3 separate regions of the Mus musculus genome follow, and regions 2 and 3 are each linked to region 1. Evidence: chromatin loops called from intact Hi-C (ENCODE). Cell type or tissue: left cerebral cortex. All regions are shown on one strand.

Region 1 (8,000 bases):
TATCTTAGATATTTGTCTTGTTTTCTTTGACTAGATACAAGAGTTCTACATTTTTCAGAGTGGAGGCAAATGCCTTTCCCCCACTAGCACTTAGGAGGCAGAGGCAGACAGACCTCTGAGTTAGAGACCAGCCTGGTTTATACAGCAAGTTCTAGGCCAGCCAGGGATATATAATAAGACCATGTCTCAGAAAAGAAAGTATGAAGTATAAAAGTAAATAATACAGTTTTAAATGAAGTCCTTACTTTATTACTTTATTACTTCACCTTGGTATGTGATAAATAAATATTCCCTAAAATAATCCTGTTGCTTCTATTTTGGAAATTGCTTCCTTAGGAACCGTTTGTATACACTGCACTTTTAACCCCGGTGCAGTTGGCAACAGTTTATTTATTCTAGTTTTTTTAATTTGAGAAGGGGCCCATTTGGGTCAGTTAGAGCTTTGGTTGTGTTTTTCTGGCGTTGAGAAAGGAGAAGATAGGAATTCAATTAGCACCATGGTATTTTCTCCCCTTCCTTTCAGTTCAGGTGCCTCTCTTCACACCCGCCTCTGGTGTTAAGTCACATCAAAAGATGGGGCAACAGTTTTCTTGGTTTTTAATTTTCTACCAAAAAAAGGGAAGGCATCCATTTTGTTCCGCCCTAATTAGTATGAGAGCCACTCTTGCGTGAGCTGCCAGACGCTTGCGAGCCGTGCGCACCAGGCCTTCTTCCACATCAGCGGTGACACAGCTTTGGCAGTGCGAGTCCAAGGTCAAGGTCCTCCACTTCATCCTATATCAAAGCACAAAGGTGCTTATTTAATAGGAACTCAGAAATTATCTTTTTTTTTTTTTTTTAAGCTGGTGAAGAGTCTTCTCATGAAGAGCCGTGGGAAGTACCCGTATATCTAGTGTACTAACCTCACTTTAGGAGGAAACCAAGGTGGGAACCTGTAGAATGTTTATTGTGCTTTTCCCAGGAGGAAACTGAGGCCAACTGTGGTAACTATCTTAACCAGGATGACGAGACTTCATTAGCACGATGGGCCTTTTATGAAGCACTGAAGTCTCAATCCAATAGAAATCTCTCTGATCGAAGGAGCTTCGCTGGTGTGTTGGTTCAGAGATCCCCGGGTCCGGTAAGGACTACATGAGATTTCCCCACTACCAAGAAAGTACATGGTAAAACGCTGTGGGTGGTTCTCTGCACACTGTGCGGTAGGAGAATGGTCCTGAGCTTCAGTGAGCCTTGCGGCAGGAGAGTGGTCCTTGGGAGAAGTTGGAGAGACTCCTGCTCAAAGACTGTCATTCAGTGAGACTTCATTCTGTTAGCTAAGCATCTACTTTGTATGATGAACTATGAAGGTTCAGAATGAAAATGAGATTCCAGAGACAATGCACAACATCACTGTAGGGGAAGAAATTAAAGTGAGTGAGCTTAAGGGCTCCTTTTAGGCCAGCGTCAAAACCTCTCATGACCCCAGACAACGGGACTGATTGGTTCTTCGGGCTGTACGGAAGCAGTATTGGGGAAGTCGGACAGTACGAGGAACTGCTCCAGCTGTGGAATGCCTGGAGGTTTTAGAAGGAGCAGCTCACTTGCAGCCAAGTGTGTTCTGATGAAGAAGGCAACCCCGTGCGGCCATTCCTGAAGATTTCTCAGGAGAAGTCAGAAATCTCATCGCGTTTGTAAAATTGCTTACACTTCCTAAAGGTCTATGCAGGCCAGTGTTCCCAACCCAGTGTGTCCTGTGCAGAGGTCGGAGGGGAGTGGGCCACATCCTTAATGAACACTCTTCTTCATTTTACACCTCCCTGCTTCCTGCCTCCTGCTTCGGGCTTCTATCCAGTGGACTTCAGAGGAAAACCAGGAGGGTCACTTGTTGGTATGTTAGAGCCATTCTTGGAATATATTTCTGCAATGGTAAGCACACCACCATAGGTTTTTTTAAATTTCAACAAGGTAATATTTATGATTGGATTCTTTGTGAGATGAGCACTATCAGGTTTAGTAAATTAAAAAAAAAAAAAAAAAAAAGGTCAGCATGTGATTGGGGATGGCTTACAGGTTCAGAGGTTTACAGTCCCTTATCATCAAGGTGGGAGCAGGGCAGCATCCAGGCAGACACACTGCAGGAGGGGCTGAGAGTTCTACATCTTTATCTGAAGGCTTGCTAGCAGAAATACTAGCTTCCAGGCATCTGGGATAAGTGTCTTAAAGCCCACGCCCACAGTGACACACCTACTCTAACAAGGCTACTTAAACAGGGCCACACCTTCTAATAGTGCCACTCCCTGGCTAAGCATATACAAACCATGGCAGCCCCCAATACAGCGGTGTGGAGAGTTGAGACCTTTAATGGGCGTGTAAGTCACTCAGGTTCTCCAGGGTAGGTTCATTGCCATAGAGGCACCTAAAAAGAATGGTCTTTTGTTTCTGTTCACAGTTGCAGTCCATGTGCCTGGTACGGATAGGGTGTAGAGGTTAAATAAGGAAGCTTTTATCATTTGTGTTGTCGATACTGTGTATCTGAGACCTTACCAGATACATAAGTATCAGAATCAGGAACTCAAGGCAGGAACCGGAGGCAAGAACTGAAACAGAAGCCATGGCACGGGTAAGAGTGCTGCTTACTGATCTGTTTCCTCCTGGCTGCTCAGCCTGCCTTCTTATACCCAAGACCGCCTGCTCAGGAGTGGTACAATTCATATTGGGCTGGGCCCTCCTACATCAACCATTCATCAAGAAAACACACCACAGACCTGACCATAGGCAATCGAATGGAAGCAAACCTTGTCTCCCTAGATGACTCTAGTTTGTGTCAAGTTGAAAAAAACCAAACCAACCCCCAAACAACATCTAGCTGGTACACCCTCTGTATTCAGCTAGACGCTGTATCCTCCGTGAAATAAGTCTCCATTCTTCAAGAGTTACTCAACTCAGGTATCTGGCATAGCAGCACAAAACAGACCAAGTCACTGTGTTATTGAAAAAAGCCGTTATGATATAAATAGGAAGGTAAATGAAGCCAGGGAGAACTGGTGAAGAACACTTGTGTGAAGGGATGGGGGCGGGGTAGGTCTGAGATAAATATAAACATGTATATATATAACAGTCCTCAGGAAAATGTCTAACAACTGACTTTTCTGGAGGAGGTGCCCTGCTATGTTTCATTTGCTTGCTTCTATGCTATAAATATTTTAACTACAACCAGTTTCAAGTTATCAACATGAAGTGGCGCAAAGTAGTGTGGGCACGAAATAGGCACAGGTCTTTGGCAAGGTCAGAAAGATGAATCAGCAAAGTCAATGAAAATTCTGATCGTGAGACTTTCCATTGAGGAAAGACAGAGCGTCAGTGGTCCTCAAGCTAAGGAAATAGAAACAGAGATTTGAGATCCCCAACTACATTTGTGAGGGTGGTCCCAGAGGGAATAGTAAAGAATAGAAGACTGCATTCAGGTCCAGAAACCATAAAAGCAAGTAGGACCTTGGCCTTGAGCTCAGTACATGCTAATACGCTGCCACGTGGTGCTGTGTGACGGTCGACTATTAGGCATCACTTGCTCTGGAGGCACCTCTTACAGGCATGAGGCTATGTGCCCTTCAGAGATGTGTAAGCCCACATTCCTGTCCATTTGGTAAATAAAATGAAGCCTGTGCACTACACACATATGCATAGTGTCATGGGCCTGGTAGAGACAGGGTACACTAGAGATGAAGGACACTCATAATACTTGTGATATAGATTTCATTACCAGAGCCTTTACAAGGAACCTGAGTATTGGGCTCAGGGCTCTGCTTGCATTTGTTTACATGAAGAAACCCAACCAAATGTTTAAGCAACTTATCTACCGTTCCACAGCATTGCACATGGGTCTTTGTAACATTAGAAGACCCCTCCCCAACCACATCGGTACACCGCCCCGTCCAGAAGACACCAGTCTGATGGAGAAGCAGCGTGTAATCAGAGATGTTTAGTTTCTTTTTTTAAAATTGCATTCAGCCTGCATATTCCTAAAGAGTCAATTCATGTTTTTTTTTTTAAACCCTCCGTTGTGCCTGCATGTGACATGTATTTTTAGGTTCTGCTGCTAGCGAGTGTATTTTTGTGTGATTGAGTGGGAGAGTGGGAAGGGTTCGGCAGAGCTGTTTAAACCAGAATGCAGGGGGCACAGCAGAGACTGAGGAAGCTCTGCCATCTGAGGTCTTAGAAGAACCACAGAGACACGCGCGCATTCTCACTTCATTATTCTGTGCGTGCCTGGACGGATGACTAAAGACATTGTTAAGCTTTTTAAATGACCCACTCCCAGCAGCGAACAAATCACTTACCGGTCTAAGCTGACAGGAGTTTCTCAGATTATAAAACCTCAAAGCAGGGGGAAATGTTAAAACAGAGAAGGCAAAAGATGATACCCGAGACAGGGAAAGAGCGAAACGGAGGCTTCCTGTCTGCCAAGGCAGATGGCTGACCACTAGGAGGCCTTCACTGAGGCCGCCAGGGTAATTGGATGCTGGGGCTTTTCTGGCAAGGACTGTGTAGCTTCATCCATGAGATCCAGGCCCATCCCTGCTTAGGTAGGAACACTACATCTTCTGCACTGCTAGAGCGGATGGCTCATCCCAAACGTGAATGTTACCTTTACTTTGTGTTGCTTCTCCGGTAACAAGGACATGAAACGTAATTAAGGACTGAATTTCCTAGCCGACTCTCTCTTGCATGTACAATTATCCGCAGATATAAAATTGCCCGCTTTGATAATTACACCCTCAGAACGAGGGGCAAGTGGCTAATTATGCCCACATGTGGCCGATTGCACTTTCCATTAGCCAATTATGTGCACAGTTATTTGTGCACATAAATAATTGCACTCATGGAAAAATAGCAGCCCTCCTTTCAAACCTTCCTGCTTGGAGAGGATGATGGAGTAATTGCCACAGTGGAAATGTTCTTCGTGGGCACTAAAAGAGAATCAGATACCAGGAAACGGAAATGCGTAAATGACCAGAGCCCGCAAATGGCATTAAGTGCCAAAGAGAGCAAAAAGAACCATGGGATGGCTCGGGGCCAGCACACGTTAGGAAGCAGGCTTCAGGGTGGCTGAGCCGGACAAGCACAGTGACCTCAGGCAGGACATTGACCTTCCTTCGTGTCTTCTCATTCTGCACACATAAGGGGCAAGGCAGATGACAGGTGCTTCACTCCTAGCACTTTCTGGGACTGATCAGACAATTCTGTAGTCTCCTTGGGTCAAAGCGTCACACACAGAGAGACACTGTCACAGCAGCAGGTACACGTCTAATTGTACAGCAAAGGTAGATACCCTCTGTAGCAAAGGAGGGCCTCCAGTTTGGATAAGGTCAGGAAAACCTTTTGGTTTGGCTCTAATGTTCCTAGTTATGACAGTCCAGAAAATGACATGATGCCATTCAAAATTCATTCATTCATTCATTCATTCATTCAACAAAATCAGTCCTGCCTTAGGCTATCCTGGACAACAGGAGAAATTACCACGAGGTCGCTGTTCAAGAGCAGCCTTTCTCTCTGATCTACTCTAATTAGCAAGTTAGGGGACATTTCACCTCATGAAACTGGGTGTGGAATTTTATGGTTTGGTTGCCAGCCACATTTGGTGACAGTGAATTGTATGGGGTCTGGCTATTTTTATCAGCCTCAGAACTGAGTGACAGCCACTGCAGGTGATCAGTGGACCTTAAAGTTCTCACCAAGCTCTGTGACTTCCTCCTCTGGTACACTTTCTCTCCCTCTCCCCCTCCCCCCTCCCCCTCCCCCTCTTCCTTTCCCTCTCTCCCTCTCCCTTTCTCCCTTTCTCCCTCTCCCCCCCCCCACTCCCCACTAGTCAATTCTCTAGTTCTTCTCTTACTGTGTAGAGAAGGGGCTCTATTAGGGGTGGTAAAGCGGAAGTCACAGAGGCAACCATGAAAAGGTAGTCACAAAAGGTAAAGAAGTGTTGGCTACGTGAAGGTCAGGGCCACATAACAGAAAGCTGGCATATAGAAGAGCTTGGTAAAAGGCTGGAGGTATGGCCTCTACAGCCAGACTTTCTTATACCTGAGTCCCTGTTGTACTAGATTGAGCCAGTTAGCATCTCTGCTTTTGCTCAGTTTTCCATTTCAGAAGGGAAATGATACCCACTTCATAAAGTTAGTGTAAGAATCAGATTAGGAGCCGGTCGTGGTGGCGCATGCCTTTAATCCCAGCACTCAGGAGGCAGAGGCAGGCGGATTTCTTAGTTCGAGGCCAGCCTGGTCTACAAAGTGAGTTCCAGGACAGCCAGGGCTACACAGAGAAACCCTGTCTCGAACCCCCCACCCCCCAAAAAAAAGAATCAGATTAGGAAACATAGGAATGGGAGTATTTGGAATACCCGTAGTTTATGCCAATTGTTTCCCTTATTTTTATTTGTGGACTGAAAATATACAAAAACACTTCTAAGAAAAGTGATAGAAATGGTTTTGAAACTTAAGCATGCCTTTAAAAACCAACACAAATAACTGATTAGAGAAAGCAAACAGAGGTTCAGTTCTCAGAGACTCCCAAGTAGTGGGTGGAGTCAGAGCCCAGGCATTGGTCCCCGCCCCCCAGTGGGTGGAGTTAGAGCCCAGGTATGGGCCCCTACCCCCACCCATGTGACCACACCAGGAAGAACAGAATCACACAGGGGTGGTTCTGGCTGTAGCCAGTGTTTGCTTGGGATATTGAACACTAGAGCAGAAGTGTCCAAGGTTTTGGGCAAAGTTTCTTTTTCTGGGATCACCGATCACCTAGGTGGTTATCTTTGGTGATCAGCATGAAGGCCCTGAGTTGCTACAGCAGGTTGGTTCCTGTGCTGCCACGCTCCGGTTTGGATCCACTAGATACAGGCTGCAGCAGCTTCCATCTCTGACTCCTGATTTTCAGGAAACCATACGTACATTTTTAAGTAGTGTTTCGTGATGAACTGAATTTCATTTCTGTGATTCTGTAAATAAGAAAAAAGTCATAACCATTGGCACTGAGGGAACAAGGCATTGAAACGAAATGCCTGGTCTCCTGGATGATTCATAGCAATAAGAAACAGAGCTGGACGTTGGCCACCGTGCAAACATATTGATCGGTGTTGGATGCTCTGCAGCTTCCAACGAGAAATGGTTCTGCCTGCTGTGCTTTGGCGCTCGGGGGAAGAGGCTCAAAACATCATCAGCTCAGCTCTCTTAAACAGCAAATTCTAACACTGGCAAAATTAAAATGGCTCCCAGGCTATAAAGGGTTCCAGCACGCAGAACAATCACACACTTCTGTTCTCAAATGGGTAGACGAGTAGCCTCGTGCATTTCACATCGACTTCCACCATCCGAATCATAAATGATAGTTGAAAAGATAATGCATGCTCTGAATGCTTTCAGCAGGATTTTATCAGCGTAAAAAGAAATAGTGATGATCATTTGTAATGAAAAATTGTTCTACTTTAATAATACAGAAGGAAATTTGCCTTGCCTACATCTGACTAAATTCTGATCTTCGTGAAGATGAATCCTCCTGCCCACTGGCAAACACTACAGGTTTGAGGTAGATGTCTCCCATAGGTCTGTGTTCCCAAGTTGGGGGAGCTGTTTTAGGAAACTAGGGTTCCTGTTGCAGGGCTAAGATAGAAGAAATGAGCCAGTCAGGGTGCCCAAGAGGAAAAGGACTAGGAGAGTGAATCCACTGTATAAGGGAATTATTAGACTGACTTACAGGAAATGGCCAGGGAGCCCAGTAGTGGTGGGCGGTGTCTCACACTGAAGAAGCTAAGGACCCGGAAGCTGTTCAGTCTGTGATGCTGGCTGCCTTAGCAGTTCCAAAATAGTGCTGAAGTCCGAGGGGTGGGGTGGGGGAGGGGTGGGGGAGGGGTGGTAATCCTGGGGAGCCACTGGTCTTCAAACCTTGGTGGAATGCCAAAGAAAGTAGATCCTGGGGTAGCAAAATGTGGTGGTGGTGGCAAAATGTGGTGGTGGTGGCCACATCAACAGCAA
Region 2 (8,000 bases), 67 kb after region 1:
GATTCCCTTTTGCTCTCTTAAAGGTGTGCTTGGAGTCGTCTGAGATCTAATGCCACGTTCTGCAGATCAGGACTCTTTGAGGAGTCTCAGGAGCCCGTGGCGCCTCCATCCCATGTTTTCCTTCCCAAGGGCTTCCACATCCCCAAAGAGTCATTTCCTCACCGTCACCAATACCCCCGTTTTCATCCTAGAACCCAGACTCTGCCTTCTGTGGTAACTGTTTCCTTATATGGAAGCTGTCCTGGGCCCCTTAGACTCATGTACATTGCGTCCCTCATTGATATTTCTAAATGCATAGCCACCTCTGATCGCTAATGAAATCTTTCTTCATTTTCTTTGTCATCGTGAGCTGACACCTCTAAACTCTAAAGCGGAGCAAATGTGCTTCCAATTACAGGAGCAAAACCTTTTCTGCTCCTGCTGGTGAGATTTGCAGAGGGAATAGTTATTGGTGCTATATTTATTTGAGTCAGGGTTTTACTATGTAGGACAGGCTGGTCTTGAACTAGAGATGTCCCATTTCTGCCTTCCCAGTGTTGGGCATACAGACCTGCACTCCCATGCCCAGGTAGATGGATATACTTGATTCACGTTGCTTAAGAGGAGTCATAGTCTGTGCCTTTAAAAAAATAACTAGATTTCATAAAAGACAAATTTCTATGACCACGTCTTGGCAATTTATTATTTGTGGGGAGGAGGTAAGGTAATACGTGTGGATATTTAGAAAGAAAAGTTTAAGAATGCTCATTTTATTTTCAATTAAAAATTATATTAGCCCAGCCTAGTGAATTTAGAATCTTTGGATTTATTTCTCTGGATTTACTTATAACAATATGTTTGAAATGTGTTAAGTAGAAAAATTGGCAGAAGAAGGAGTGGTGTGTGTGTTTGCAAGCACAACAGCAAGAGAGGGGGATGGAAGCAAAGAACGGGCCCAGGGGGAGGCAGAATGTTAGCTTTTGGTTGGGAGGGTGCGATGTTTCAGATTAGCACACACCTCTCACCTCACTCATATTTCTTAGTGAATATTTAAATCTGACTTTTTCTTTATTCCCCAATCTGTCAGAGTCCATCTAAGCTCTCTTAGGTCTTAAAGATGCTGCCTGGCTGGCTTGGTCCTACCATGGTGTTTCCTGCTCTGAGACTGTGTTGCCTGCTACTTTCTTTATTTCCGGCTGCTTTCAGAGGTCTCGTGTGAGTCAATGGTGAACAAGAGCCAGAGCAGAGCCCACCTTTCAGTCAGGCAATTCTGCCTTCTGTCGTCTGAATAGAAGCCTTTGCTTCTAGAGTGACAAAATTCTGTATCAGTGGACTTATTTCCCCCTGTTCTTTAAAAACTATCATTTTGAATGTCCTTTGCAAACATTGGCAAAGAGAACTCTTAGGTTTTTGTCTACCATATTAAAAATTTTAAAAGTACTTTAAATAGAAGTGAACATAATGCCCCAAATATCCAAGGGTCCCTGATATTAGTTAATTATTGAGAGAACAAATGCACGTATGTTTCTTCTTGGATAAGTTGTAATCACTAGTTCTATACAATTTAACTTTACTTTGGTGAAACTGGCTTTTGCCCTTTTCTCTCTTCGGGGGTTTTTAACCCTTTGCCAGAGTGATGGCTGCTGTCACCAGTCCTATGAATTCCTTCGGTGTTGTTTAGCCTGCTAGGATGTGACAACCTGGGAGTTTAAACATTTTTTGATCATAGAAGATACTGAAACATCAGCCAAGATGCTGCACAGGTTTTGTCGCTGTCATTTAAGTTTTCTCTGTTTATATCTGCAGATTATGTGACACGCATGTCTATTGGGAGCTTACTAATTTGTGAGCCCAATACAAAGGTAGACGTTACCTCTATTCAGTTTTGCTTTCTGTACCTGTACTTCATCATAGTTGCTCATAAAACGTCAACAGAAACAGTTCGAAGGAGAAAGAGGATATAGGCGAAGCAGAGATTTGGTGTGATCCTTATGTGAATCCTTTCATATGAATTTAATGTATTCAAGTGTATTCGAAGGGTACTATTGAGAGGAGGCCTTTGGGGCTGCACGTTCAGTGTACGGTGAATGATTACAGTGGTCAGATGGCAACAGATGTGTGTTTTTAATGGGCAAACCCTTCACTCAAATACACGCCCCAGTCGGCGTGTGGCTGAGCTGTGAACTCTCTTGTTAGAGAGACAGACTCCCGTGTACCCTTTGAATTACCTTTATTCACGAGAGGGATTAAGAATTGACCACTTTCCACACGTCTGAAAGTGACACTACCTTAGACGTGAGAAAGATGTAGCTGACTTTAAACTTCAGCTGGTAGGAAGAGAAGAAGAAAGGAAAAGCCAAGGAGATTGTCCACCAACAGAGGATCCTAAAGGGTTTGGATTTCCTTTTCCTTTTTCTTTTTGTCACTGCAGTGAAAAGGAGTGGCCTCTAACAAGATCCTCTTAACTCTGCCCCCCTCTTTCTGAAGAACACCAGAATGTGGAAAAGGTGGGAAAGTATGGGGCAGGCCAAATTTCAGGCTCTACAGGACATGGCTCACACTATTGTGTCCCGGAAATGGATTTTTTTTTTTTTTTTTTTGTACAAGTGAGAATCAGCTGCCTTTCTTCTTTTGGGAAGGAGCCTTTTTTTTTTTTTTTTTTTTCCAGGACTTTTGTTTTCCTCTTAAGTCATTGCTGAGGTATTTGCAAACCAAGCCAGCCAGCACTTATGTTTTATTCACCAAAGGAGAACAAAGCAGCTGCAAACAGAAGTGGGCTGATAAACATTGAAAACGCACACAAGTTAGAGGACTTGATCCGTTTCTGCTACCAACACGCACCTCAGCCTTTCTCATGCTATTCCCTCATCTGCGAAATGGGGTTAATAGAGGATTTTCTCTGTGAATTGGGATGATGGAGATTAAAAGAGATGACGTGGGTACATTATTCCCAAAATAAACTCGGAGTGAATCTTAACAATAATATTATGACTGTGGTTACAACCAAAACTTTTCTGCTCCAGCTGTCAGAAATGTCTGGTGAGTTTCACAATCTTGTTCGTACCGCCTGCTCCTTGGTGGAGCTCCAACAACTCTCGAGGGTGCTTGCCTGCAATTTGTGCACAGCTTCCTCTCAAGGGTTCAGCTAACAGGCCCGTATAGAGAAAAGTAGAAGACATATCTCAGCTTATGCAATTAAATCTTGGAAAGTCATCTCAAGGAAGAAATAGATGCCGCTGAAAACGGGAAAGGGCCCTTTCTGGAAATCACTTCTGCTTTTCTGAAGGAAAAAAAAAAGCCCCGATGTCGCAACATTTTTCAAGAGAGAATAGTGTCCCAGACGAAGGAGGAAACATAGACAAGAGAAAAGAAGATTTGGTGAGGTTCCGAGGCAGCGTCGGGAGGGGTGGCTCTCGGAGCAGTTCTTTGTTGGGCATGAGGAGCCCCGATTGGGCGATAAAGAGCCGCCGCGGCTGAGGTCGCCCCACGGGAGCAGCTTCGCGCCCCATGCAGCCCCTCACCCCACTCCGCCCTGTCCCTGCACCCCATAACGTGGTCAGACCGCGGTGCCTTTAAGACTTTGCTGGCTGCACATGCTCAGCTCTTTGTGTGTAGTTGGGAGTTTTTAAGAAAAAAAAAAAAAAGAAGAAGAAGAAGAAACGTGCAGGAGACTCGGGGAGCGCTGGGGCGGGCGCCTCACTTTTGCAGCCCGCGGAGTACAAGGTTGCCTTCCTGCCGAGGCCCCGAGGTCGGAGTGGGTTTCTCCTCCGTGGGCTCCGCGGCGCGGGCCACACCTGGGGACGCACTCCCAGCGGTGCCCGCCGGCCGGGTGGGCGCGCGGGGGAGTCCCAGGTCCCCGTCAGGGGCCGGGCGAGACCACCGCGCCCGGACCGAGGGGGGGGGAGTGGCCACGAGAGTGCGTACGCACAAGGCTGCGGGGACGTCTCTCCGCAGTTTGGGCTGCGACCGCGGCCACAGCAACTGTGTCTGGAGGACGGAGGGAAGCAGGCTGCTGCGGTATCTCAGGCTAGCAGGAGTACCGCCGGGTACCGACAGCCGCCCTCCCCTCCCCGCGTGCTCCTGTTGGACGCGCCCATCTCGGGGGCTCCCGCGCGGCCCCGCCCTCCCGGGCGAGCCTCGGCATTCGGCGCGGGGCGCGGGCGAGGCGGGGCCGTGCGGGTCCCCTCCCCCTTCCCGCCCGGTCCCCTCCCCCTCGGGTCCCCTCCGGAGCGCGGGGCGCCGCCGGCTCTTCGCTCCGCTCCCGGAGCTACCGTGGCTGCAGGGTTCGGCTCGCCGAGGACAAGGTCAGGGGAGCGGGCGGCGATGCCCGAGTGTGACTGGAGGCAGCCGACCGGAGGCCGCCGCGCCTGGGATCCGCCGCTCCGGACCGGTCAGCGGGACGGGGGTCGGCGCCGTTGAGGAGCCGAGGAACAGCAGCGGCGGCGGCGAGGTCCTCTGCGGCCGGGATCCCCGCTCAGCGGCATCCCCGTGCGCTCCCGCGAGCGCAGCCCCGCCGAGCCGGGACGCCGAGGAAGATGGAGCCGGGGGTCCGGGCCCGCTCGGGTGCCCCGCAGCCGGCCTCCCCGGTGCTGTGGAGGGCTCGGCCGGCGGGCGGTGGGGGCGCCTCCTCCTGGCTGCTGCTGGACGGGAACAGCTGGCTGCTGTGCTATGGCTTCCTCTACCTGGCGCTCTATGCTCAGGTGTCCCAGTCCAAGCCCTGCGAGAGGACTGGCTCCTGCTTCTCCGGTCGCTGTGTCAACTCCACCTGCCTGTGCGACCCGGGCTGGGTTGGGGACCAGTGCCAGCACTGCCAGGGCAGGTTCAAGTAAGTGCTACCGTGGGACCCCAAGCCTCAGCCCTGCCCCGCCAGCGTAGCTCCCCGCCCCGCTCTGGCCTCGGGGTCCCCGGGAGGGGGCCCTACGCTGCGCCCCTCCAGCCTCCGGGTGCCCCGGGGAGCTCCAGCAGGCGCCCAGCCCGGGCTGACTCGGTGCTTTCCGCATGTCCTCAGCGGCTTGTCATCCTCTGCGCAGAAAGAATGTTCTCACTCCAATTCGTGCCAAACTCCGCCAATTAGGACAGTATCTGTTTCCATCAGAAACGGAGGAAATAACTCATGAAAAATCCATGAACATTGTGAGAAGTCAGAGGCGTCAGGGTTTAAAGTTGTGGCCCAGCTCCTTCCCTGTGCTGTTCCTCTAGTCAGAGAGCACGCCTCGGTTTAGTAATCGTCGAGTGTGGTAAATAGGGTTTACAATGGGCAAACTACGATCTGTACCTTGTTATAAGTTTCTAGGTTGGTCCTCTCACCCATTTCCCCATAAGTCTATAACTTACTGGAATTTTACGCCTTCTATCCAGAACCTACAGAGAGAAATCCAGGCAGCAATTTAAGTTAACTCGATCAAGGTTATGCAGAAAATGCTGAGTCGTGATTCCAGTCCAGCCAGCTTCACTCCAGAATATGCATTTAGAGGTGTTGGGTTTATCAGGACAGTCATGGCTTTGTGTGACTTTTGACAGGTGTATGGGGGACAGCAGTTTGGTTTTGCTGAAAAGCAAGGTGCTAAGGAGCCTGCATCTCTGGGGAAGAGACACTTCTCCCTATTGGCTGATGCTTATTAGATTTCTGCCTCTATAAAAAGAAGTGGGGTGGCCGTTGGGAAGGCGGAGAAGTGGGTTTCTCTGAGAAACTGCAGGAAAGCGGTCACCGAGAAAGCTTGTCCTAGATATTTAACATGAAGTTTACGGCTGATTGTGGTTGTGAAATAATACTATGTAGATGGCTAGTATTTGTTGTGGAGATGAAAGCAGAATCTAGGTAAAGTATCTCTGGCTTTGAGCCAAAGGTAAGAATATGGCTGACATTATTAATCTATTTCAGGGTGGTTTCCTTGGCGTTTTAATCACAGCATAGTTTTCTTTACTTTCTTTCCCACATTTTTACTGTTGCTCGCTAGAGCAATACCCCATATTAAGTGTAAAAAAATGTTTGTCTTAAATGACACTTTGAAATTTTAAGTAGATTTTATTCTTTAGTTTTTGGTTTTGGTGGGAAATCTTAGGTGAAATTTCATAAAATTGGTTTGGAGCAGTAAGTATTTCCAGAGTTCAAAGTTTTAGGAGTGAATACATAACTTTTACAGATACCTTTAAAGTAATTTAAAAAGAGAGGTGCCACTGAAAAGTTTAAAAAAGTTTACAATGAGAAAGCAAGATCTGATTTTATGATGCCTCTTGAGTAGCATTAGTTCCCCTGTCGGTGATAGTGTTAGCCAGCCAGCCCTTTTACTTGTTAAGAGGATATCTTGTGGGAGAGAGCAATGGACAAGGAAAAAGCTACACTCACTTGTCCAGGTTTTCTACAGAGTAGGATTGTTTGTAACGTTGTGGCGGTGAGTTAGCTCCATTTATCTGAAGAGGCTATGAAGCACCACCGCCTGAGACCTTCCGTCCAGTCCTGTGTTTTGGAGTAGGGATGCTTGTTAACAGCCAGATAGCTAGATCAGCACTCTGTGACTTCTCTTAGATGCTGTCCCAGTAAGTAAGAGAAAGCACCCAGATCAAGTTAAAAGTAACCAAGTAACACTGAAAGATGTTCATGAACTAGATACATTGTTAACAGGAGGAGAGTAGACATACTTAAATGAGGTTAAGTCCTGAACTTATTGAATAGTCATGCTTGGGAAGCTGCTATTCTGATTCAAGTGTTGCTTAATGTTTCTATGAAATACAAGTTATTAGGGTAAATACACATAGTATAAGTCTCTGTTTTCTCAGGCATACGTTTAGGGGCAAAGAAAGTGTATTTGATGTTAAAGGCTTTGGACATTTAGAAGTACAAAACTATTCTTGGTAAAGTACCTAATGAGCTATGAACAGTTTATTTGAAGACGTGTTTTCATGGCAAAAGAACCGAACTTGACAATTATAGCTCAAGTCTTTGCTAGGCTGAACATAAGAGCAGCCTTACACATAGTAGTGAAAAGTGATTGATTAATCTTAGTAAGCAGGTGTCAAAATTAATGGGTATGTTACCTTAGTCTTCTTCTATTATGGATGTCGTAGCTAGGGAATGAGCATTCTTCAAAGGCCTTTTTGCATCTGAAGATTGACGTAGAAATGCAGGAGCAAACAGTAGTAGAAGGGATGTGCCAGAGCTCCTGGCTTTCATTGTAGTCTTTTGTTTGTTTCCATTTGAAAAGAATAAACCCTTCAAAATTGTAAGACATTTCTGACAAAAGCAAAACAAAATGACCACCCGTTTTCACTAATGACAGACTAAAGGTTTTAGGAGTGAGACTCAGAAAGCACCTGGCCAGTTTGAAATAGAATCAAGACTATGGTAGGCCCTAATTGAAATTATATTTCAGTTGCATTGCATAACGTTAGGCTGGAAAACATTCTGATGTAATCTACGAATAATAGTATAGACGACAAATGATATTTTTGTTAGAAGCTGGTTAAATTATTTTTGTAGAGCAGTTGAAAGTTTTATTGATAAGAATTGGTTTTGTATTGAAATTTAGACTTTTTTTTTTGATACTCATTACCAATCTCTTAAGTCTGAGGTTGGGAAATATGTTACAGTATGTGACTTATTTGTAAATATAGAATTATAAGCATTCGTGTATGGGGTACTTTAAGAATCATTAACTTTATTCTCCACATAAATTTTTAGACCTTCAGGTTAGTCAAATTTGGATTCTAAATAGCACAAATTTATGATGGAATTATATTTTTAGTAACTGCTATAATAGTGAGTATATACTGTGAAATAGTGGAATGTTTTCTATCAACAAAAGAGGCAGGATTAGAATTTTAATTATTTTTTTCTAAGCCACTTTTTTTTTCTTTGAGAAAAGGTCTCTACACACAACTGGTTGTGGAACGCACTATGTACACCAGGCTGGCTTTGAATACAGAGAGATCCTCCTGCCTCTGCCACCAGGCCAGCTGTAAGCTCCTCTTTAAGTGATAAATTTATATCAAATCTTTATTGTTAATGACAGGAAACCTTCGAG
Region 3 (8,000 bases), 54 kb before region 1:
TTTTGAACGAAGCCCTTTTTGTTCATTGGGAATAAGAGGCTATAAAAGCAGACTGATTTCTGTTGGCCGGCCCCTCCGCTGTGAACTGCAAGTTAATTGATGTTAAAGTAGCTAAGACAAAAAGCATGGTTGGACACCTGGTTACAGTTTTAGCTAAGCCTCTCAATTGGAATATGTGATGCATACTTGAAGTCAAATAAAAAGCCAAAATACTTGTTTATACAGTTTTAAAGTTGTACAAGCCTATATAGTTTTTTGTCCTCGGGCTCCTGAAATTGATCCAGTGAATAATTTCACAGTAACGGTGAATAGAATCTCTTTCCCATGGGGTTTCCCAAAGCTATCCTTCCTCCACCATCACAGTGTCTCCTTGTGATACACAGTAAGTTCCTGCAGACGGTGATGCAGTCAAAACCGGGCTCAGTCTTATGTTTCCTGATTCTAAACGACTTGACAAACGAACAAAAACACAAACACCCCAGACCTACCAAGTGGTCCGTTCCATTCACTCCATGAAAACGCAGACTCCACTTTGGCAGAGCCAGTAAAACCTGGAGGATCAGGGTTTCCTGGCTGCCAGTCAGTCAGAGAAGTGCCTCACTGTATTGACCGGAGAGTGTGGAAGAGGGAGTGTACCTGGTTTCTTCTGCAAAGTCGGGTGTCATGCAGGAGTCACCCTCCACGGCACTGTGTGGCTTAGATTTATCTAATGCTTTGGTTATGTTTTTCTCAGAAGTATTTCCGAGGAAACGTGAGCACACAGGACTCTCGGTGTGTGCCTCCGAAGCATAGTTCTTCTCATGGGCAAAGGGAGTTTTGGTTGGTGCTTGGTTATATATGTATGTTTTTTCAAATGTTATAAAATCTGAAAATATTTAAGAAATCTACGGCTCGCAATAGAAAAGCTGAGATTTCTGACCATTTCAAGCACAGTAAATGAACAAAGTGTACAGATCTGAAGATATTCTTTTTAGCATCTCGAGCTCATGAGAGCAGAGCTGGGATTTCTATTTCAAACCTATTAAATGAACAAGGCTGAGGTATTAACGTGGTTCGGCTTGCCAGTTAATTTAAAATGTGTTCCTGACTTTCTGCCTACTCCACACTCAGACTTTTGGATCTCACAAACACATATGCTGCTGGATGAATAATTTATGGCTCAGCATATAAATATTTTATGGCTCAATTGTTTGCATAGCCATTTTTACATGTGTTGAAGAGCGTGGTTTCTATGTAAAGTGGAGCTCTCCGGAGGCCAGCCTCTCACCACAGCACTGCTGACCTTCCAGATGTTGAATGCGGAGGAGGCTTTTACATCCGGAGCCTGGTCAGTGACATCGGCAAAGGTAAGCAGAGAATGAGTTATGAACCATCGTTTAGACGGTCATGCTCCTTTCTGACGGGAGAGGCAAATTTCTGTTTTTCATTTTCCCGAGGACTGGCGGAGGGACTGAGCTGCTGCTTTGAGCTCAGATGCTTGTGGGTTTATAGTGTGCACTTCTGAGTCCCAGTGGCTGCCGGGAGGTGCTGGTAATGGAAGAGGGAGCACGGATGGGGCAGAAGATGAACACAGCGAGAGTGGGTGGGAAGCCTACATCTTTCCAAGTAAAAAGCATTTTAACTCAAAGTAGAGGTCAGAAGAACAAAGAGTTATCCTTGTAAAAATTATTTACATTGATACAAATCATTTAAAAACAAAAAACAAAAACTGGAAGCCATAATCTTACAAACCCAGAAAGTGCCTTCTCTGCCTCTGCTGTCCCCTGATCACATGAGTGGACAGGTCACATTATCCTATTTGCAAGGTAGTGGGAATATTTATGTCCCGGGCTTGCTTCAAATGCCAAGAAAGGAAAACAGGTATAAATTTACATCCCTAAATCATCTTTCCTGCTGAAGCAGTGACTTACCTCAGGCTCTGGGCTCTGGTGCTGGGCTGGCACCCTGGGAGGTCAGAAGTTCTGTTGACTGGAAGACTGTGGATTGTGAACGCCACGCGGCTCATCTTGCGTTTTTCCTTTTGGGTACCGTAGAGCTCTCTTCCTGTGCCAGCGTGCTGGAGCTGACCCGCACCAAACAGGGGCCCTTCACACTTGCACAGCACGCCCTCCCCGAAGACAGGTGGACCATCGATGACATCGAACAGTCCCTCGAGCGCTGCACGTCTCTTCTGCCGGAGGAGCTGACATTTAAAAAACTAAAATCTGACAACTCCAGTGACCAGGTTATAAGCTGTGGATATATAACTCTCAGGGACACAAAGAGAGAAGATGACGCAGTTAAGACACTGTGAGGCCGGCCTGGGAGGATCATTTCCTGGTTGGTGTCTGTCCCGACCAGGAATGCCCATACACCTCTTGAGTTCTTTGCAAGATGTCTTAATGTCTCTGAATGATGGATCTGATTGGATTCAGATAAATAAGTTTTCTGAATTTGATCTTCCCTTAGTCTTTTTCCTATGAAAAAGTTAAACAATATTCTAATGACAGAATCCTGAAGTCTGAGCTGCAGGTTCCACTGGTCTCACAGAAGTGTCAAACTTGCTTTGCTTAGACTCGGGGAGGGGGCGTTCGTTGTTTTGAAATTCTCTGAATACATTTGAAGTGTTCAGTGTCGAGCTGTCCTGTGTGTTTGCAGAGCCTATGGCTGCTGGAAGGTGCTGGTGGGCTGTACTCAGCTGTGACTGTGTTTCTTAAATCCCGGGAATCAATACGTTGTCCTAATACATATCTGTAAATGCACAAACTCCTGCTTTGGCCACTGACAGAATGTAAATAGCGTGAGACGTGATTCATTTCAGATCCTGTATTCAGCAGAGCTCAGCTCCTGTAGCCGTGGACTGTGGCAGCTATTTCTGTGGTCAACCACATGGTATCAAAGTACCAAAAATGTGATTTTCTAGAATATAAACTAAAGAATGTATCTTGAATTAAAATGCTCTCCTGCCTGTTCGTTAGCGCCTCTCTGTGACTGCGGAACCCTGGTCCAGTGACATGGTTTCTGTAGTTATGAAGAATATGATCACATTTTCAAACAGCAGATTTTATGAGTGCTTCATTGTTTTGTTATAGTAATATCTATTCTTTTATTGTGTGTTTTGAGTTCTTGAAGACAAGGAAACTGAGGACACTGGAGAGGCGAAGACACACTGCCTGTCCAGCAGGCACGGAGTGTAGATTCTGCACCCACCCACAGCAGGCGGCTCTCGCTACTTCAGCTCCAAGGGACCCAGCACCCACTTGTGGCCTGTGGGCCCCTGTGAACGAACACCCATGCCTCCACACACATACATAAAATAATTACTTTAAGATATCGAGATTTAACGCAGGATGGCCCCACTCATTATGTAGCCAAGACTCCTCCTGTATCTACCTCCCAAGTGTAGAGGTTAGAGGCATAGGCCACTGACTCCTGCAGGAATGTGGAAAGGTATTGTACAGCTGTGGCAATAGTCAAGGCTTCCCTCATTTACTAACGTATATTTTCAAAAAGAAGATTTATTAAACATTCCGTAAAGTACAAGTTTTTATATTTTTCATACCTTTCCTCTTAGAGGTTGTTGCCTCTAAAATATTTTAAATAAGCAGACTGACGGTTTTATTGTGGTTAATGTAATGCAAACCTAATATAAACAGTTGGGTGCTTCAACAGGGCATTCTCAGCAGACTGGCAACGTGTTTTAATAAAAACGTTAATGTTAACTCAGGGCAGGTAACCTGGCTCAGCTGGTGACACCAGGACCAATGACTTGAGCTTTGACCCCTGGGCAACCTTTGTGAGAACCTCTACCCCAGCAAGTTGTCCACAAACACTCTGCAGTGCGCGTACACCGTGCCCATCCCCCACACATAAAAAACCAAAAGAATGAAATGTTTTTAAATTTAAAAACGAATTCTTAGTATGAGACTGAAAAATACAAGTGTTGTATTATGGTAAATTGATGAATTGGAAGTTACACAGCTTTGAGCCTGATGTCACGGTGAAGCTTTAATCCCAGCACTCAGGAGGCGTGGCCATGTGGAGTTCTGTGAGTTCCAGGTCAGCCAGGACTACACAGGACTTCGGAGTGGGACCCTGTATGTTTATATTTTTATATATTCCTATCTAATGTCCTGTAATTCGTGTAACCAAAGGTGATGTTAGATCCTGCTGCCCGTTAGAACGGACTAGGCTGTACATGGTATGTCTTCATCATGAACAGCTCAAGCCTGAATAGACCATACAGCCTAGAGGTTTCTTTTTTCTTTTTTCTTTTACTGGATATTTTATTTATTTACATTTCAAATGTTATCCCCTTCCCCGGTTTCCCCTCCAGAAACCCCCAATCCCACCATCCCTCCCCCTGCTTCTATGAGGGTGTTCCCCCACCCACCCACCCACTCCCATATCCCTGCCCTGGCATTCTGGGGCATCGAGCCTTCACAGGACCAAGGGCCTCTCCTCCCATTGATGCCCTACAAGGCTGTCCTCTGCTACATATGCGGCTGCAGCCATGGGTCAATCTATACTCTTCTCATAGTGAAGAGTAAAATTTATGAAAAAGCAAGCAAGTTCAAGAAATGGCAGTCAGTCTTTTCCTTTTGTTTGGAAATGCTGGAGAAATTATGCAGGTTTTAAAAATGCCCATAATGTTCACCATCTTAATGCACTCATTTTGGATTTTATTTTTATATTGCATTTTCCTCTTTATTTACATAATTCAGGCTCCTCTGCTCTTACTGATTCTTGAGACGATTTTATCTGGGCACATTTAGTCTTCACGAATATATCTGTTATATCTCTGTACTCAGTTCATTTAAACTACTTTCCCGGGGCTACACACATAAGCAGCCTTTTTTTTTTTCTAGGACACATTCTTGTAATGTGGTTATTTTAGGGGAAGCAATAAGAGCTTGTGATCCCCTGGGCTGTAACATATAGTACCACCATTGTTTGGGATTTTATACATTGTTGCTAAAGTTTCCCTGCTTTTGTGTGACCTACCTTCACACCCTGTTCATTTGTCTAAATAAATGTTTCTTTGTATGTAACACGAGTTCTTTGCAGTAAGCTCTTAGCAGAAGTGGTTTTCCTGGCCTGTCTCAGTTTCTTCTCCAGGTCCTGTGATGAAATACCCTGACAAACGGGACCTAAAGGGGAGTGCTTCCTCTGGCTGCAGCTGAGGATCCCAGAGCGGGCGGTCCAGACAGCTGGTCTCATAAATCTGCAGCCGGGAACAGCAAGCAGCCAATGGTACTGCTCGGCAGGTTTTCTCCATCTAACGCGGCCCAGAGCCCCTGCCTAGGGAGTGGCCCTGCACATTGCTAACACAGACATCCCTCTTCAATTAGCCTGTCAGGATCATCCTCCCAGGCGTGCCCAGGGTTATCTCCCAGGGCACTCAAGAGCCAGCTGGGCTGGCAGCACCAACCTGTGTCTTGCTTTGTAAACATATTAGGTTTTGCTGACTCTTAGGTTTCACTACCGTCAGATGTGTAAATATGAGTAATTAAAATTTATTACGATTTTTAAATATTCTTAACTTTCATGGGTAGCTGAAACCAAGACCCAAGGTCTGAACTAGTTCAACATTCATCCTCTTTAAAATTTAATCAGAACATCAGAAAAATATATGTGACTTATATATTTCAGGCATTGAGATACTTGGCATGATTAAAGTCATTTTACTTATGGGCAAAAAAAGTAAGTTAGAATTTTCTTCAGATATCCCAGCACGGAACATACCAAATCACCTCACTGTGATTATTTAACTCTTAGGTTTCTGAGAAATGTTGGTCTCATGTGAATGTTTAAAATAGTCACAGAATTATCTTCTGACCTTAAAATCTACAAGGATTAAAATAATAGGAATTTATTCAAAGCTGTGATTGGTGAACAAGAGACAAATTAACGTTTTCCTGAGCTCGCTGGGTCTTTCGCTCTTCACTACATGAATTAACTCGAGGTTGCTGACTCATGGAGAACCACCCGCCTCAGAAATGCTGGTACAGTTTGTGCCCCTCCGACCAGTCTGAAATCAAACTTAGAACGAACATTTTGAGTTTCCATTAGAGGGTGAGCCGTTCTGTTTCAGAGGAAAAAGGTAATTTAAATTGTATCATGCTCTGGATAATGCAGAAATGTAATTCAAGAGCACTGTCAAGCACAGATGCATTTATTAAGTCAGACAAAGATAACAGCATGCAGTTTGGGCACTGAAATTATAGTAATAGCCTTAAATTTTAAATAGAAGGACCGTCTTAAAATGTTTTGTTCTCAAGGTGCTGTGTGAGCGGCTGTAGCTTGCCCTGGTCAGCTTTTAAATACAGATGTTAAACAGAGATTCCATGGCCCTCAAATCATAATGTCTTCATTTATCATCAAGTAAATTAAGTTCTACAATAAGACATTTTTAGGATGATATTAAAAATGCTGAGGCCAGTCAGAAAGTTGTTAGGAATTGTTTTCGAATTCATTTCTCCATTTCTGTTTCATTTCTTAGAAAACAACCGATTCTTTTTGATTATCATTAATCAGCTCTTTGATTGGCGGCACTTTGTCTTTGAGGGACTCAGTTTACCCACCTTTGATACAAAGGAGGTGGTCTGGCTGGTTTCTAGAACCGTTAGGCTTCCAGCCGTGGGTCACTGTGTTCCCTGGAACTTGGGTTTTACCACATTCATTGGCTCTGAGGATTTTCATCCTCCATTGCTTTGACTAATACACATCTTCTATTATCTGTCCTTCTGTGTGCTCACATGTCGTTTTGGACATAAAGCTCTTTCACAGTCCCCATCTCTATCTCTTTGTGCTGAACCCTAAGTTTCCTCAGAGCTTTTTTCCAAATGCTTCCTTCTGCTACTTCTACTTAGTAACAATTATTTATTTCAGTGACTTTTGTATTCTGCTTTTACTTCCGAAACATCACAGTATACTATATGTATATATATATATACACACACACACATACATATATAATTTAAAATCTATCTCTTCTTGTGTGTGTTGCCTGCCCCTCCTCATGACACAGGATCAAGCCCAGGATCTCATGCATATTTAGTCAAGTGTTCTTCCACTGAGCTATAGTGTAGCCAGTCTTTGCTAGTTTATGAGTTCTTTTTTTTTTCTACCCTTTATTCACCCTCACCCCCCCCACACCTTTACCCCCCCCCCCATTCACTATATAGGAGAGAAAAAATTATAGAGGGTAGAAAGATCCTTGAATCTAATTTCTTTCTGCTTTGAGCATGACTACTAACAAACCACAACCATTCTCCCTGAAGGACCAAAAACCACCAACTCCTCTCTAGACCCGAGCATTTATGTTTCCTTTGAAAAGTTCCCAGAATTCCAAACAGCACACAATCACAGAAAGTATCTGCAGCTGGCAAAGCCATGCCTCTGCTAGAGCATGAGGCAAATCATAGTCAGCTGCTGGGGACAGTCCAGAGCAGCCCCACATCCCCACATCTTGGATACCTTGGATTAAAATGAAAACATATTCTTATAATATTTGAGTTCGAGGCCAGCCTGGTCTACAAAGTGAATTCCAGGACAGCCAGGACTATGCAGAGAAACCCTGTCTCAAAAAAAAAAAAAAAAAAGAACCCAAAGGTGGAGAATTCTCACTATACTGTATCCCAAGTCCAGTGTTGTCTTATTTCACCATCAGAACTTCTATGAATGTGTATTTTAAACTTTTATTAATGATTTAATATGTACACAGGAAATTGTTCATAAGTCTATAGCTTCATATGTTTTCAGAGACTGAACACATAGTGACAAGTGTGTACATCAAGAATCAGAACACGCCTAACCCTGCCTGCCCGAGCCCTGCAGGAGGACTTTGTTTAGGAGCACCTGCCTCCATCCGGCAGGGAGAGTAACTGCTTGTAACATTGTAGCATTGTAACATTGTAGCATTGTATGAGAGTAGCCACTTCTCATTCCTTCATACCAGGCACAAATCTCACCTTGGGGCTCTAACCTTCCTGGCCTCACCTAGGCTTGAATTGGTTCCC

What was found. Peaks named below come from ENCODE experiments on the same cell type or tissue, not always from the same donor. Only the 100,000 strongest peaks of a DNase experiment are listed, where the experiment ranks them.
Region 2: it touches region 1 in a loop (3-fold over the local background); 4 of 42 quality-filtered maps call a loop at or near these places.
Region 3: a loop joins it to region 1, with 7 times the contacts of the local background. A loop is called at or near these places in 4 of 42 quality-filtered maps.

Annotation. Positions count from the first base shown.
Region 1 is chr19:57,539,625-57,547,624 of GRCm38, forward strand. No RefSeq gene overlaps it. Among named protein-coding and RNA genes, the nearest start is that of Gm32932, 21 kb to the left of the region's middle. In left cerebral cortex, a CTCF peak has its summit at 4,461; DNase peaks (open chromatin) are centred at 3,080, 3,778, 4,132 and 7,122; H3K4me3 peaks cover 879 bases; H3K27ac peaks cover 3,399 bases.
Region 2 is chr19:57,606,840-57,614,839 of GRCm38, forward strand. Atrnl1 (attractin like 1) reads left to right here and starts at 4,195. Exons shown (of 29, transcript NM_181415.4): 1 at 4,195-4,804. The coding sequence starts at 4,515. In left cerebral cortex, CTCF peaks have their summits at 3,790, 4,005 and 4,622 (motif pointing left); DNase peaks (open chromatin) are centred at 3,116, 3,650, 3,946, 4,639 and 2 more places; H3K4me3 peaks cover 4,046 bases; H3K27ac peaks cover 2,570 bases.
Region 3 is chr19:57,485,976-57,493,975 of GRCm38, forward strand. It overlaps Trub1 (TruB pseudouridine (psi) synthase family member 1), which reads left to right. Exons shown (of 8, transcript NM_028115.3): 7 at 1,290-1,346; 8 at 2,034-5,030. The coding sequence ends at 2,293. Among named protein-coding and RNA genes, the nearest start is that of 6720468P15Rik, 19 kb to the right of the region's middle. In left cerebral cortex, no CTCF peak of the experiment used is centred here; DNase peaks (open chromatin) are centred at 575, 1,220, 1,420, 2,194 and 4 more places; H3K4me3 peaks cover 196 bases; H3K27ac peaks cover 2,807 bases.